2 separate regions of the Homo sapiens genome follow, and region 2 is linked to region 1. A link is an interaction called in ENCODE POLR2A ChIA-PET data of the cell type or tissue named here. Cell type or tissue: Panc1. All regions are shown on one strand. Links, peaks and the distances in the headings refer to the core of each region. The heading gives the core; the rest is flanking DNA.

What was found. ChIA-PET counts read pairs that join two places held together with the same protein. Peaks named below come from ENCODE experiments on the same cell type or tissue, not always from the same donor. Only the 100,000 strongest peaks of a DNase experiment are listed, where the experiment ranks them.
Region 2: POLR2A ChIA-PET joins it to region 1 with 5 read pairs; 2 of 35 experiments call an interaction of 5 or more read pairs at or near these places.

Annotation. Positions count from the first base shown.
Region 1 is chr6:140,275,976-140,284,150 of GRCh38, reverse strand. No RefSeq gene overlaps it. Among named protein-coding and RNA genes, the nearest start is that of MIR3668, 75 kb to the right of the region's middle. In Panc1, for the core only: no CTCF peak of the experiment used is centred there; no DNase peak of the experiment used is centred there; H3K27ac peaks cover 654 bases.
Region 2 is chr6:140,451,605-140,459,779 of GRCh38, reverse strand. No RefSeq gene overlaps it. Among named protein-coding and RNA genes, the nearest start is that of MIR4465, 230 kb to the left of the region's middle. In Panc1, for the core only: no CTCF peak of the experiment used is centred there; no DNase peak of the experiment used is centred there; H3K27ac peaks cover 398 bases.

The DNA.
Region 1 (8,175 bases), core at 1,355-5,354:
AATATGTTACATAACAGTAAGTTAGAATTAATCTATTAAATTAATTGTATTAGAATAGCTAGATGGCAGGAAAACAGGAAAGATCCTTGCCAGTTTGGATAGCATAAAACAAACCTATCACAAGGACCAAATTGGAATATGGATCCTCCAAAATAGAAATCCTGGGTTTCAGATAAGCTGAAGTACGAACAGTCTAAGTCTTTCCAACATTCAGATCACATTTGAAATATAGGAGCCCGCTATGGCATGGCAGAACTAACTTGTGAGTGCCAATTGTTCAATGTTCAGAATTGTTCAAAACCATTTAATGTTACTTTGGTATCTTGAAATAGGCCAGAATAGAACTACGTACATAAGGAAAATCTCTAATGCTAAAAATCAGAGCCATTTTACTTTCCTTTCAAAGAGCTGGTTATTAAATATTTACTCACATAAAAATAAGAATATCCTATCCTAAAACAATTATTATATCCATTAGAAGGTACCATGATCTCTACAACAAACAACTACATTAAATAGCTAAAATACATATTTTGGTTACCTGAAAAAGGAATATTATGTTCTATCTTCAATACCAGACCTAAAATAAGCCCCATTAAACCAAAGAATGGTAGTAAATCATGTAAGAATACAATTATAAAACGATCTAAATGTGTTAGAAAATAGTTGGCTCTAACTGAAATAGGATGAATGGTACCCAGTGGGAATATAAATAACACACTGTGGCAATGTTGCAAGACTTTACTTGTGTTCCTCCCTCAGGGTTGATGAAAATGTGAAAAACAAATACACCTGCGGATGAAACTATTTGATTTTACTGTTGTTAGAAATTAACTAATGCTGAAACCAAGGATTGCTTTATCTGGATTTTATCTTAAATGTGACAGAAACAAAAGATGCTTTGTAAAGTAAAAATAGTAGAAAGTTACTAATGTGTAAGAATAGTGGCAAAGAACAAATATGGCAGTGTTGACTCTCTTAAGACAAGTCAGTTTCTTACGATAGGTCATAAGAATTATGCAGAAATATTTCATATCCCAAAAGAAACCAAGAAAATACTAGGAGAGCTTATAACCTAACAGATTATGCATACTATAAAATAATGAGTAAAAAGTAAAGTGTTATTTTATTAATGTCAACTGAACTGCCACATATAAGTGAAATGAAAGCCTTTCACAAATAACAAATATATCTATCAAAATAAGAAAATACTATAGAAGAGCACATTTTTATTCCCTTTTAAAGTTATGCCCTTAGGAACAAACTCACTTATAAATAGAATAAAATCTATCTTGAAGAGGAAGTAAAATATTGCAGGAATAGCATACACTTTGAATTAGTAGATAATAGATTCATTGTTAGGTGCCTAGGAACAAACTATATAAACTATTATTTTATTCAGATTCTATGAATAAATTAGTAGATAACAGATTCACTGTTAGGTGCCTAGGAATTAGTAGGTAACAGATTCATTGTTAGGTGCCTAGGAACAATCTATATAAACTATTCTTACATTCAGATCTATGCCTACAATATTTTACTAGAGGCCATTAAATTAGTATTTATTTTGATAGTTTAAGGAAATCAGATTATTATTATTATTATTATCATTACTATTATTATGAGACAGAGTTTTGCTCTTGTCGCCCAGGCTGGAGTGCAGTGGCACGATCTCAGCTCACTGCAACCTCTGCCTTCCTGATTCAAACGATTCTCCTGCCTCCGCCTCCTGAGTAGCTGGGATTACAAGTGCCCACCTCCACGCCTGGCTGATTTTTGTATTTTTAGTAGAGACAGGGTTTCACCATGTTGGCCCAACTGGTCTCGAACTCCTGACCTCAGGTGATCCACCTGCCTCAGCCTCCCAAAGTGCTGGGATTACGGGCATGAGCCACCAAGCCCAGCCCAGATTATTTTCATATTAATAAAAATGAAATAATAACAGAAAAATAAGCAATACAGAAAAGCATAAGGAAATGGATAAAAATGATTCCAAATCTCTTCAGGTGGAGATAATAGTCACTATGTTTTCATACTTTTTTAACGCACATGTACATACATATGTGCTTTTACATAAATTACTACATATTGTTTGTTCATGTGGGAATGTAATTACAAGCAGTTTCTAAACATTAACTAAAGTCCATAGTTCACATCAGGGTTTCCTTTTTGTGTTGTACAGTTCTATGAATTTTGACAAATGTACACCATATATTCACCATTATAGTATCATGCAGTGTACTTTTACCAGCCTAAAAATCCCCTTTCACATATGCATCTGTCATTTCTTCCCCCAACCCTTGAGAAACCACTGAACTTTTAAATGTCTCCATAGTTTCACCTTTTCCAAAATGTCATATAACTGGAATCATAGACTAGGTATGACTATTTGCTTCTTTCACCTAGAAATATACATTTAGGGTTCCTCCGTGTCTTTTCATGGCTTGGTAGCTCATGTGTTTTAATTGTTGTACTGTTGTACTCCTGTTTATTTACCCACTCACCTATTAAAGGAATATCATTATTGCGTCTACATTTTGGCAATTATTAACAAAACTGCTATAAATATTCATGTGCAGAATTTTATGTGGATACATGTTTTCGACTCACTGGGGTAAAAACCTCTGAGTTCAATTACTGGAATGTATGATAAGACTATGTATAGCTTTGCAAGAAATTACATGACTGCCTTCTAAAGTGACTATGCCACTTGCATCCCTAAGCAATGAATAAGAGCTCCTGTTGCCCTGCACCATTACCAGCAGTTGGTATGTGTTAGTTTTACAGATTACAGCCATTCTACCAGGTGTGTAGTGGTTACTCTTTGTTTTAACTTAAAATTCCTTAGTGATATGTAACACTGAACATTTTTATATGTTTATTTGCTATTTGTATATCTTCTTTGGAGGTGTGTCTGTTCAGATCTTTTGCATATTTTTAAACTGCATTGTTTGCTTTCTTTTTTTTTTTTTTTTTTTTCTTGAGACGGCATCTCACTCTTTCACCCAGGCTGGAATGCAGTGGCGAGATCTCGGCTCACTGCAACCTCCGCCTCCCAGGTTCAAGCAATTCTCCTGCCTCAGCCTCCCAGGCACCCACCACCATGCCCAGCTAATTTTTGTATTTTTAGTAGAGGCAGGGTTTCACCATGTTGTCCAGGCTGGTCTTGAACTTCTGACCTCATGATCCACCTGCCTCAACTTCCCAAAGTGCTTGGATTACAGATGTGAGCCACTGCATCCAGCTGCAGTGTTTGCTTTCTTATTGTTGAGTTTTAAGAGTTCTTTGTATATTTTGGATACATATCCTTTATCAGATGTATCTTTTGCAAATATTTTCTCCCAGCCTGTGGATTCTCTTTTCACTCTCTTAGGAGTGTGATTGACAGAACAGAAGTTTTATTTTCAATGAGGTCTAAGTTTTCATTTTTTTTCTTTCATGGATAATACTTTTTGTGTTATACCCAAAAATTCACTACCAAACCCAAGATCACTTAGATATTTCTACTATATTATCTTTCAAAAATTCTATACTTTTCTAATTTTATCTTTATCTCTATGATCTATTTAAGTTAAATTTATAAAAGGTCTAAGGTCTATGTCTAGATAAATTTCTTTCTTTTGTGTGTGTGTGTGTTTGCTTTTGTTTTTGCACTTGAATGTCCATGTTATCTCACACCATTTCCTGGAAAGACTAAATTATTTTAAGTATTTGTGTGGGTCTATTTCTGAACTTTAATTCTGTTTTATTAATTTATTTGCCTATAATTTCACCAATAGCAGACTGTCCTTATCAAAGTACTTTTATAACAAGTCTTGCAGTAGGGTAGTGTCAGTCCTCTTATTTTTCTCTTCTTCACTATTGTTTTGACTAGTGTGTGTCTTTCCCTTTCCATATAAACTTAAATTAGTTTGTTGATATCCACAAAATAACTTGCTGGGGTTTTGAGTAAGATTGTGTTGAATCTATAGATGTAGTTGGAAAGAACTAACATTTTAACAATATTGAGTCTCTCTATTCATGAACATAAAATGTCTATTTTTTAGTTATTCTTTGATTTCTTTCAGGGTTGGTAGGTTTGTTCATATCAATCTGGTATATAATTTTTAAAATGTACATCTTAGCATTTCTTTTTCTAATTTTAAATTTTCATGCTAAAATAAGTCACATTGTGTTTTAAATTTCAAATTTCTATAACTCATTGTTGTCATGTACAAAAGGAACTGACTTTTGTGTATTAGGTTTGCATCCTACAACCTTGCTATAATCTGTTAGTTCCAGGAGTTTTCTTGTTGCTGTTGATTCCTTGGGATTTTCTACATGGACAAACATATTAGGTACAAATAAAAATAGTTTGTATTTTTTAGTTCTTTATCTTATTGCATTAGCTAATACTTTCAGTATTATCTTGAATAGGAATAGTGTTAGAGGACATCCTGGGTTTGTTCCTAATGTTATATGAAAATTATGACCATTGAGCATGATGTTAGCTATAGTTTTTTGTAGATTTTCTTTATCAACTTGAGGAATTTCTCCTCTATTCCTAGTCTGCTAAGGGTTTTTATCAGGAATGAGTATTCAACATTATCACCTGCCTTTTCAACACCTATTAATATTATCATCTGATTTTTCTTCTTTGGCCTATTGATACAATAGACTACATTATTTGATTTTCTAAAGTTGAACGGGACTTGCATACATGTAATAAATTCCACTTGGTTGTGGTGTATAATAGTTTCTATACTTTCTTGAATTTGGTTTGCTAATATTTTCTTGGGGATTTTGCATCAATATTCATGAGAGATATTATTCTGTATTTTATTTGATAGACATGAGCATATTCAGATGATTTATTACTCATTGGGTAAACTTTAGTAGGTTGTGCCTTTGGAGGAATTGGCTCATTTTATATAGGTTATCAAATCTGTGGGCATACAATTGTTCATAACATTCATTTATTATGCTTTTAATATCCATGGTATCAGTAGTCATTGCTCTTTTTTCATCTCTGACAACATTAATTTTTTCTCTCTTTTTCACTTGATTAGCCTGACTGGAGGTTTATGAATTTGAACTTTTCAAGGAACCAGGTCTTTGTGTTGTTGATGTTCTCTATTAATGTCTTGTGTTTAATTTTATTGTGCTATGCTCCAATGTTTATTATTACTTTTCTTCTGCTTGCTTTAGGGGTATATTGCCTTTCTTTAGATTGTTGGTTTTAGATATTTCTTCTTTTTAAATACATACATTCAATGCTAAAAATTTCATTCTAAAGACTGCTTTTGCTAATCACACAAATTTCGATGTTCTATTTTCATGTTTATTTAGTTCAATATATTTTTAACCTATCTTGAGACTTATTCTTAATCCATTTGTTATTTAGAGGTATGTTTAATTGCTAAAGCAATTGGTTTTTTAAGAAAAGTAAAAATTATCAGTATTTACCTACAAAAGAAAATAACAAAGAATGCCAATCCTAAAAATGTCTTTAGTGAAATCTATCAAAACATCAAGAAACTGATAACTTTACTATGATAACTTTACTTCTAGAACATATGTAGAGAAGAAAATATTTCAAATTATATTTATGGAATGATTTTTAACATCAATATACAATGCAGAAAAATATAGTAATGAAAACTCAATGACATTTACAAAAAACTTCACAGTGTCAATTATAATGTAGTAGTAACATATTAAAATGCAAAATGCCATTATCAAATTTATTGCATGCTAAGGTTTTACAGTATTAGGACAGCTATTATTGAAATTTATCACGTTAATAGGAAAAGGAAATAAAACAATATTGTCAGCTCTATGAATTCCCAGAAGTCATTTGAAAAACTCCCACATTCATTTCTGACAAAACTCTTAATAAAAAAGAATAAAGGGTCACTTAACATTATCAAAAGTACATGATATTTTGAAGCAAAAGTCAGCTTTATACTAAAGAGCCTGATAACATATGGTAGTTCTCAAAGTGGGGCCTTGTTCCGAGTGTGTCAGATGCACCTGAGAACGTGTTGGAAATATATATGCTTTGCCCCCATCCCACACCTACAGAATCAAGACTGGTGTGGAGAGCAACAATCTGTGTTTTAACAAGCCCTTTGTATGAACTGTTCCATGCTAAAGTTTGAGGACCATTTGTCTAAGTGGCATTAAAATCAGAAACAATAAAAATATGTCATTAGGACCACTACTGTTTAACATTATAACACAAATATTAGAAAATTTAACTGGAGAGTAGAATAAAATATAAGTGTAAAAACTGAAAAACAAGAGGAAGACTATCATTTTAGAAGATTTTATGATTTTATACCTGGAAAACATTTATAAATTAGCTTTAAAAAGTCTTAGAAACTACAGTAAGTTTCAGTATGATGGAGGCTGAATATGAAATTAATCTGTAAAAATAAACTGCTTTTCTACATAGAAACTAAAAATAGTTATATTTTCTATGTATTAGACTAATGAATCCTATTAAAAATAAAGAATATACTTTTATAAAATCTCAATTAAAAAGTCAGCAGCATTTTTTGGAAAGATAACAAAGCTAACACTAAGATTTGTTTGAGAATAATTAGGAAAACTTTGAAAAATGATGAGTAATGAATGGGGACTAATTCAATTATGCATCATAATGTAAAGAGCTATAGCAATTCTAAAACTGTGGCACTGGCACAAGAAGAAACAGAGTACTTGAACAGAATAAAGAAAAGCACAAATATTTAAATATTTAATAAATAATCAAAATAACATTTTAAAGCAGTGCAACAATAAGATTAATTTAACAAACTCTTTTGAGTTGACTGAGCTTTTTATTTAGGAACTAAAATCTTGATTCTTAACTTATAATGTATATCAAAATAACTTTTTCATGAATAAAATACTTAAATATAAAATATAAAATTGAAAATGTGCTAAGGTAAACATGAGAAATTATTTTAGAAATGCCTATGGATCCAGAAGCCATACAAAATTACATTTAACTGCATAAAATCTAAAAGCCTTTGAAAAACCAACTATTATAACAGAAATCATAAAATATAAACAAGAAACTGAGCAAAATAGCTAAGATAAGGATATACTATTAAAATGAAATTTTCTAATATATTAATTTTTTAAAAGAAGGCAAAAAAAGTAAGTAAACTCCTAAGATGCAATGGATCATGCCAAGCAAATAGTGAGATACATCCTTTCACAGATATGGAAATTAAATGACTGTGTTGATGATTATGTGGTGAATCACATATAAGCACATACTCTGTTGAAAACGTATATTGGCAAAATTAGTATGTACAGCAGGTTAAGAATATCTATAAAACATTTAAAATACATTCCTCTTTGAACTAGAAAATCTAATTGCATGAATTTGTTCAACAGATATATTTATCCATGCATTAAAATAAACACACACACAGTATATGTGTGTGTTTACACATATTTGAATATATCTGTGTGAATAGATGTGTGTATGTCAATATATATGTGTATTTGAATATGTGTGTGTACAAACACACACATATAAACATTATCTAATCATTCTATATATGTACATGATTATCACAGCATTGATTATGATTTAAAAAAAGAAAGAAACAGCTTAGAATCTATGAATGAAGAGACTGGTTATGTTTACACAAGGCCACTGTCAAAATGAATGAGCTTCTCCTATATTTAGTGAAATATAAAACTGTCAAAATATATTAAGTGAAACAAGGGTAAGGTATAGGCCAGTTTCTATTAGCATGTGCTGATTTGTATTAAAGAGAAAAGAGGAAGTATATACATGTATATGCATGGAATATGTGTGAAACTATGCCCACAGAACCAGAGATGGCTATTTATCTCTGGAGACTTAGGACCATGGACCGGAGAGGAGAGTGAGTTTCTCTTTCCATTGCATGATCTTTTGTATTATTCTTTGACAGTGCATAAGATATAAACATAACTTAAAAATAACCAAATCAAACAATATTTAAATAATAAAATACTGTAAATTCTGGGAAGTATGAAATATCAATAGCTGGTATATTGGGAGATTTACATAATTGATGCTCTTCTAATGGTTCAGATATATTAATTCATTTAGTTGTAAAAAATATCCTAAAAGCAGTTACTTGAAACTAGTAGTTAAACATTTTACATTCAAGAGAACAATGAATAGAAAAG
Region 2 (8,175 bases), core at 2,746-6,745, 170 kb before region 1:
TAGGTGATACCCATACCATGTAAACATACACGATAGAGAAAAGGGGAATTCAATAGTAATCAGTTCATTATCCATCCACATTCAAAAGTTGTAAGGCCACACTCTTTACAAGACCTAACTCCTCAGTAGCAACAAGAGTGTTTGAATTGATCTTTACACTGATCATATTGGAAGTCTAAATTTTCCATCCTTCCTTTAAGCCATAACACATGGGGGGAAAAAACTACAAAGATGTGGCTTAACCAGTTTCAATAACATTTACCTATGGGATATTAGCATACAAAATCACCAGTAAAGAGCAGCTGGATGTCAGCCAGCTACCAGTTTGGAAGCAATGCCGACAGCCATTCGCTTTTGTGAGTCTAGACATGTGGAATTGATGGATGATGGCAGTACACTTGCACAGCTGGGCATACAGGAAGCTAAAACAAGGCTGATCAAAGAACAGAAGATCTGCCTTAAGAATACCCAGAAGTACAACTTGCAATCAAACTCTGAATTTCTGGAAAACATAAAGAGCAAAACAAATTAATATATGAAAGAATAATCACAAAGAAGTCTGGGTGAGCCAAGTTACACACAACTGAGTATCAAACACAGAACATTATCAACTTAGAAAAGAACAGTAATGTACCATCCATGCCTAACCGAAGCAACCTCACAATAAGTCACTGAAGCCTCCTCACGTAGGTTGGTAAATTAATCAAAACCTTCCAGTTGTACCCCGGTGCAGCCAAGGCTGATTATTAGAAATGGAACAGTAAAGTTAACAGTAGGACTGGGAGAAAATATATTATAATGGCAAAAATTATTTGTTTTGTTTGTGTTTTTTTAAATATCAGTCTTTTATATGTTCAACATGCAAGATTGGCCTCAACAGGCTAAACTTATCATGAAAATGTTGAATTCCGTATTTCTAATGTAACTGCTGTTCTCTGAACTAAGGCAAACAGCTGCTGAAGGTAAGAATCATGTTTGGAAGTTATATTCTTAATAACAATATTTTAAAAGTGAAATCTTTTCTAGAACATTTTGAGAGAAATACATAAGTAGTTTGTGTATTTACATACGGTGTTGTAAAATAATAAACTATATGGAAGCCACTGAAAGTCACTTTGGAAACTGTAGATATAAGGGATCAAAACTAACAATTTAAACATGTATAAATCGGTCTGCACTGAACAAAACTAGAAATAGATGGCACACTCAAATGAGGTAATTGAGAAATTTTGATGAATGAGGCTATATAGAACATTGTAGATAGGCTTAAGGGAAACCTATAAGAAGGGAAACCAGTAAGAAATGGGGTTTACAACAATAGAAGCACTTAGCATACTTGGCTTGAAAGGAAAAGGTAAAGAACAATTACTGGAATCCAGCAAAAGCATCTGTTTGAAGAGAGCTCCCAAAACCCAACCAACCAGAGCTGTGACATTAGGTACAGAGATACAAACACTATGCAGCAACTGACAGAGAGCAGACCATGGGAATAAATACATGAACATCATTCTCTTCCCATCCTCTAATATCCTGCCAGTATTTCTCATTCATTGGCAAGAGAGTACCTTGATGCCAGACTCACAGGATCACCTCCCTTTCCCAGGGCAGAGAGATGAATGGAAAAGAACAAAGAAGGAATTTGTAAGCACCAACAGAAGGCATATAGCAAACAGTTGATTCCAGGTTAGGACCATTAGCTACTAAAAATACAGAAATAATTCACACCAAAACATTCTAAGTTTTTAATGTAATCTTAACTACTTTTAGAGTTGCATGAGTATTTAATAAAATAATACATGTAAAATGCTCAGTCCAGGGAAGACTGCTTCCTTCTTCTTCTTTAGTAAATTATTGGTGTCACTGCAATTGTCAATGTCATCTTGATTTGTCCTATATGGAGTGTTTGATATTTTATCAGCTTCACTGGTGGAGGAATATAAAGCTACGTGTATTTGTTGTACTATGTGCACCAGGAAGAAACAGAGGAAATAATTATGGAATAATGACTTAAGAAAGGCACTCAAAGTATTTAAACATAAGATATGAAAAATGCTGATTAGAGCCAAACATTGTTAAGTGTAGCTTAGAACCAGTTGTGGTAGGAGACTTTAGCAAAATATTCCTCATGCAAACTTTTTCTCAACATATCCCAAGTAAAGGGACCAGGAAAGAGTCAGCCTTGCAAGACAGCAAATTGTTAGATAATAATTATTCTCTAGTCAAATACCACAGGAAAAAGCTCTGGTTCCAATGCCAATGCTACCAGCAAGGCTAAATGGAGAGCCTAGACTCTAACCCTAGACATATTGTAACAAGGCATCTTAATGCTCATGTTGGGGTATTATCAGAGAAGGCCAAAAGAGACAACGGCATGGTTCAAGGCTAAATTGTGCCCCCTAATATTTATATGTTGAAGCTTCAATACTAAATACCTCAAAATATGATTACATTTGGAAACAGGGTCTTTAAAGAGGTAATTAAGCTAAAATGGGGCCAATAGGATGGTCCCTAACACAATATGACTGGTCTCCTTACTAGAAGAGAAGAATGAGACACACAAAGAGGTACCAGACATGGGGGTGTACAGAATGAAAACCATGTGAACACATAGAAGGAAAAGGCAAAAAGACAGCCATCCACAAGTCAAGGAGAGGAGCCTCAGAAGAAACACTTCTGCAGACTTGATCATGGACTTCTGGCCTCCAGAACCATGAGAAAATTAATCCACCTGATCTGTAGTACTTTCTTATCACAGTGCTAGAAAATTAATACAAAGACTTATTCCTTGCTAAGCAGTAATAAGTTACCCTCTTTCCCATGGTGACAGTGGAAAGCATGTAAGAAGTTCCCATTGGAAGGTAATTGGGCATCTTCTCTTTCCCCACTGGGGTGATGTCAAGGTGGCCTAGTGGAGAGTCAGGAATTTTACTACTAACCAGCAATAAGTGTCCCTCCAAAACATAGAGGCCACAGAGGGAGCAGTAATGAGGTACTTCTTTCTCTACACTTCTCTCTATCAGTCAGGATGGTATCGATTGAGCATACTAGAAGGTGAAACTCTATCCTCCCCCATCCAGCAATAACTAGAAGTCCTCCACTTACAAGTGTCAATGGAAGCTAAATGGAGAATTTAGGCTTCCACACCAACCTGGCAATAACATAGTAGAAACATGCCTCTTCTCTACCTGGAGCAGAGTTTGATGTGAACAGTGAAAACAGAAAATTTAAATATGACCTAGATTCTTATAATAAAATACCCCCAAATGGCTAGGCTTATATTAAAAAATCACTCATTGTATCAAGAAACAGAAAAATCTCCACTGGAATGTTAAAATGCAATCAATAATTGTCAACACCAAGATTATAAAGATTTTAATATTATCTGACAAGGATTTTAAAGCAGCCATCACATAAATCATTCAACAAGCAGCAAGTAATTAATCAATCTTAAACACACTTGGCAAAAAAAAAAAAATCAACAAAGAAAGAGAAGATGTCAGCAAAGAAATAGAAGATACAAAGAATAACCAAATGGAAAATAACTGAAAAATACAGCAACTGAAATGAAAAGCTAAGTGGATGAGTTCAATAGCAGAATGGAGGGGAAAGAACTAAAAATAAACTGAAAGACATAGAGGAACACCCAATCTGAACAAAAGAGAGAAAATGGGCTTTAAAAAGGTCCTTAAGGATTAGTGGGATTATCACAAAATATCTAAAATTTTTACCATTGGAGTACCAGAAAGAAAGGAGAAAATGGGTAGGGATAAAAAAGCATTTGAAGAAATAAGAGCTAAATTGCTCCCAACTTTGCCAAAGAACATACAGATATCTATTTTTAAAACTGAGAACCCCAAACAAGATACATCCAAAAATGCATGCTAAAGCTCAGCATAATCAAATGTGCAAAAATAAAAGAGAATAAAAATTGTGGAAGTAGTGAGAAAGACACAGAAAATTTCACAACAGGAATAACAGAGATTAGGAAGAGTAACACAGCATGTTTCACGTGCTGGACGAAAAGGAATGTTGACTCCAAATTCTATATCCACCTAACATATCCTTCAAAAATAAAGGGAAGATACAAAAATTCTCAAATGTAAGAAAACTAAGGGAATTTAATACCAGTAGATTCATCCTATACAAATGGCTAGAGGAAGTTTTCAAAACAGGAATAAATGATCAAATAAGTAATCTGGAAACATCAGGAAGAAAGAACAATCAACTGAGTATAAAGATGGGAAAATATAATACATTTCAATTCTCCTTTTAAGTTTTCAGTTTATGTGCAGTGATTAAAACAAAAATTATAACACTATCTCATGTGAGATAAATGTCATGTAAGATAATAATTATAACACTACATCATGTGCGAGAAAATATGTAAGACAGTTATATTAGAGAAGGGCAAATGGAATATACTAAATTAAATTTTCTATACTTCACTTGAACTGATTAAATGTCAACACTGTGATAAATTTTGTATATTAATATAACACTGAGAGGAACCCATTAAAAAATACATAAAAAGACAGAAGAAAAAATACCCTACAGGTAAATTAAAATGGGACTCTAAAGAATAATAAAATAACCCAAAGAAAGGCAGAAAAAAACACAGAAAAATGAAAAACAAAGAATAAACAGAAAATTAAAATTAATAAAATGGCAGTCTTATACCCTAACATATCAATAATTATATTAATTATAAATGGCCTAAATAAACCATTAAGACAGTTATTGGCAGAGTGGGAAAAAAGTAACCCAAACATATGCTGTCAAAGAGGAACTTACTTCAGATATAACAATTTATAACAGCTAAGTTGAAGGTAAAAGGATGGAAAAAGATAGGTCATGCCAACATTAATCAAAAGAAAGCAAGAGTGGCTATATCAATAACAGATAAAATTAACATTAGAGTAAAAAATTACCAGCGATAGGCTGGTTGTGACTGCTCACACCACAGTGGTATGGGTAGGCTGAGGTGGGAGGATCACTTGAGTGCTATAGTTCAAGACTAGCCAATGCACTATAGTGAGACTCCATCTCTTCTAAAAAAAAATAAAAAAGTTTTAAAAAGTAGCAGGGTGTAGCAGCACATACCTGAATTCTTAACTATTTGGGATGCTGAAGTCTTGAGGTGGGAGAATAGCTTCAGTCCAGGAATTTGAGGTTAGAATGATCTATTTTTGTGCCACTACACTTCAGCCTGGGTGACAGAGTGAGACCCTGTATCTAAAACAAACAAACAAACAAACCACCAAAATCTTACAGGTCTAAGCACCAAAACAGAAACAAGACATATATGAAGCAAAAACTGATAGAACTTAAAGGAGAAATAAATGCATATGTATAATTGTAAACTTAACACCTCTCTCTCAACAGTCAATAAAACAATTAAACAGAAAATCAACTAACATAGAAGTACAATAAAATACCATGAATAAATGCAATCTAATAGACATTCATAGAACACTCTATCCACCGTAGCAGAAAACAAAATTTTTTTTGAGTGCCTATGAAATAGATACCACGATAAACCATATGCTGGGCCAAAAGAAAAACTTCAACACATTTTTTAAAATGAATCATTTAGCATATATTCTGTGACCACAATGTAACCAAACTAGAAATCAATAACAATAAGACAACAGGAAAATCTCTAAACATTAGTAACTAAATAATGCACCTTTAAATAAGCCAGGAGTCAAAAAGGAAGGTCTCAAGTGAAATAGGAAAATACATTGAACCAAATGAAAATGAAAACACCATATATGATAATGTGTTGGATGCAGCTAAAGCAGGCAAAAAGAATAATTTATAGTACTAAATGTTCATACTAGCAAAGATGAAATGTCTCAAATCAATAAGATAGGATCCAATCTCAGAACCTAGTTAATGAGGAGTAATATAAACCCAAAGCAAGCAGAAGGAAGGAAATGAGAAAGATAAAAGCAGAAATAACTGAATTGAAAAGAGGAAAACAATACAGAAAATCAATAAAACAAAAAGTTGTCTCTTTGAAAATGTCAATACAATTGATCAACCTCTAGCAAGACTGACAAAGAAAGAAGACACAAATTAACATCAGCAAACAAACAGGATATATCTATAGACTGGGCAGACATCAAAAGTAAAGTAAAAAAAAAAAAAAACTACTACTACTAACAATGCGCAGTGTCTTAGTCCTCTCTTTGTGTTGCAATAACAGAATACCGCAGCCTGGGAAATTTATAATGAACATAAATGTATTGGACCTTCTTGCTGTGTTTTCTTTATATGGCAGGAGGCGAGAGGACAAGAGAGAGCAAGAAGGGGCTAAAGTTACCCTTTTATAATGGCACCAATCCAAACCTGGAAGATGAAACACTCATAGCTTAATCACCTCTTAGAGGTCTCACCTCTTAATACTGTTTCAATAACAATTATATTTCTTTCTTTTTTATTTTATTTATTTTTTTTAGACAGGTTCTCACTCTGTCACCCAAGCTGGAATACAGTGGCACAATCTCAGCTCACTTCAACCCTGACTGCCCAGGCTCAAGCAATTCTCCTGCATCAGCCTCCTAAGTATCTACAGGCATGTGTTATAACATCTGGCTAATTTGATTGTTTTCTTTCCTTTTCTTTTCTTTTTCTTTTCTTTTTTTTTTTTTTTTTTTTTTTTTGAGGCAGGGTCCCACTCTGTCACCCAAACTGGAGTGCAGTGGCATGTTCTCGGCTCACTGCAACCTCCACTTCCTGGGCTCAAGCCATCCTCTCACTTCAGCCTCCCAAGTTGCTCAGACTACAGACACCTGCTACTATGCTCGGCTTTCTTTTTATATGTATATATATTTTGTAGAGATGGGATTGAGCCATGTTTGCCCAGGCTGGTCTCGAACTTCTGAGCTCAAGCAATTGGCCTGCCTTGGCCTCCCAAAATTCTGGGATTACAGATGTGAGCCATCGTGCCTGCCCTAATTTTTTGATTATTTGTAGAAATAGCATCTCACTATGTTGCCCAGGCTAGTCTTGAATTCCCAGGCTTAAGCAATTCTCCCACTCTGGTCTCCCAAAGTGCTGGGATTATAGACGTGAGCCACCACACCTGACCAACAATTATATTTCAACATGAGATTTGGAGGAGACAAACAATCAAAGCAGAACCCACAGATTTGACAACTTTGATGAAATGGACTAGTGCCCCAAAAGGGACAGTCTGTCACAACTAACCTAATATTTAATTAGTAATACCTAATTAATATTTAGGTCATTTAAGTAGCCCTGTAAAAATTAAAGAAATTGAATATTAATTTGAAAACTTCCCTAAAAAGAAGTCTCCAGGACCAAGTATTTTTGCTACATAATTCTATCAAGTATTTAAATAATAATTCACACAAATTTTACTTAATCTCTTACAGAAAATGAAAGAGGGAACAGTTTTGAATTTATTTTATAAATTATTATTCTGATACCAAAACCAGAAAGAGACAATACAAAAAAAGGGAAAATTATAGACCAATATCCCACATGAATGTAGATCCGAATAACCTTAACAAAATATTAGCCAATAAAATTCAACAATTTGTAAAAAAACTATACAGTGTGACAAAATGGGATTCATTTCAGAAGAACAAAGTTGGTTTAATATTAAACATTCAATCAGTTTAATTCATCATATTGACAGGCTCAGCAACAGAAATCAAATGATCATATCAAGTGTCACAGAAAAAGCATTTAAAGAAATTCAACACCCAATCATGATAAAAACCAGGAAAATAGGGGTAACTTCCACAATTTGATAAAGAACTTCTACAGATAACCTTCAAGCAGTATCATACTTAATGATTTAAAACTGAATATATTTCCTCTAAGATTGCAAACAAGACAAAGATGCCATTTAATACAATAATGGAAGTTCTAGACACTACAATAAAACAAGATAAGAAAATAAAACCATACAGATTGGAAAGGAAGAAACTGTCCCTATTCACAGGAGACATTATTATCTATATAACACGTCCTAAGAAATCTACAAAGAAACTCCTAGAATTGAGTTTAGCATGCTGCAGGTGTACAACAGCAGTATCCAAAAATTAATTCTATTTTTATATACTAGCAATGCGGATGTGGAAACCAAAATTTAAAAATGCAATACATTTTACAATCACTTAGTAAATGAAATACTTACATGTA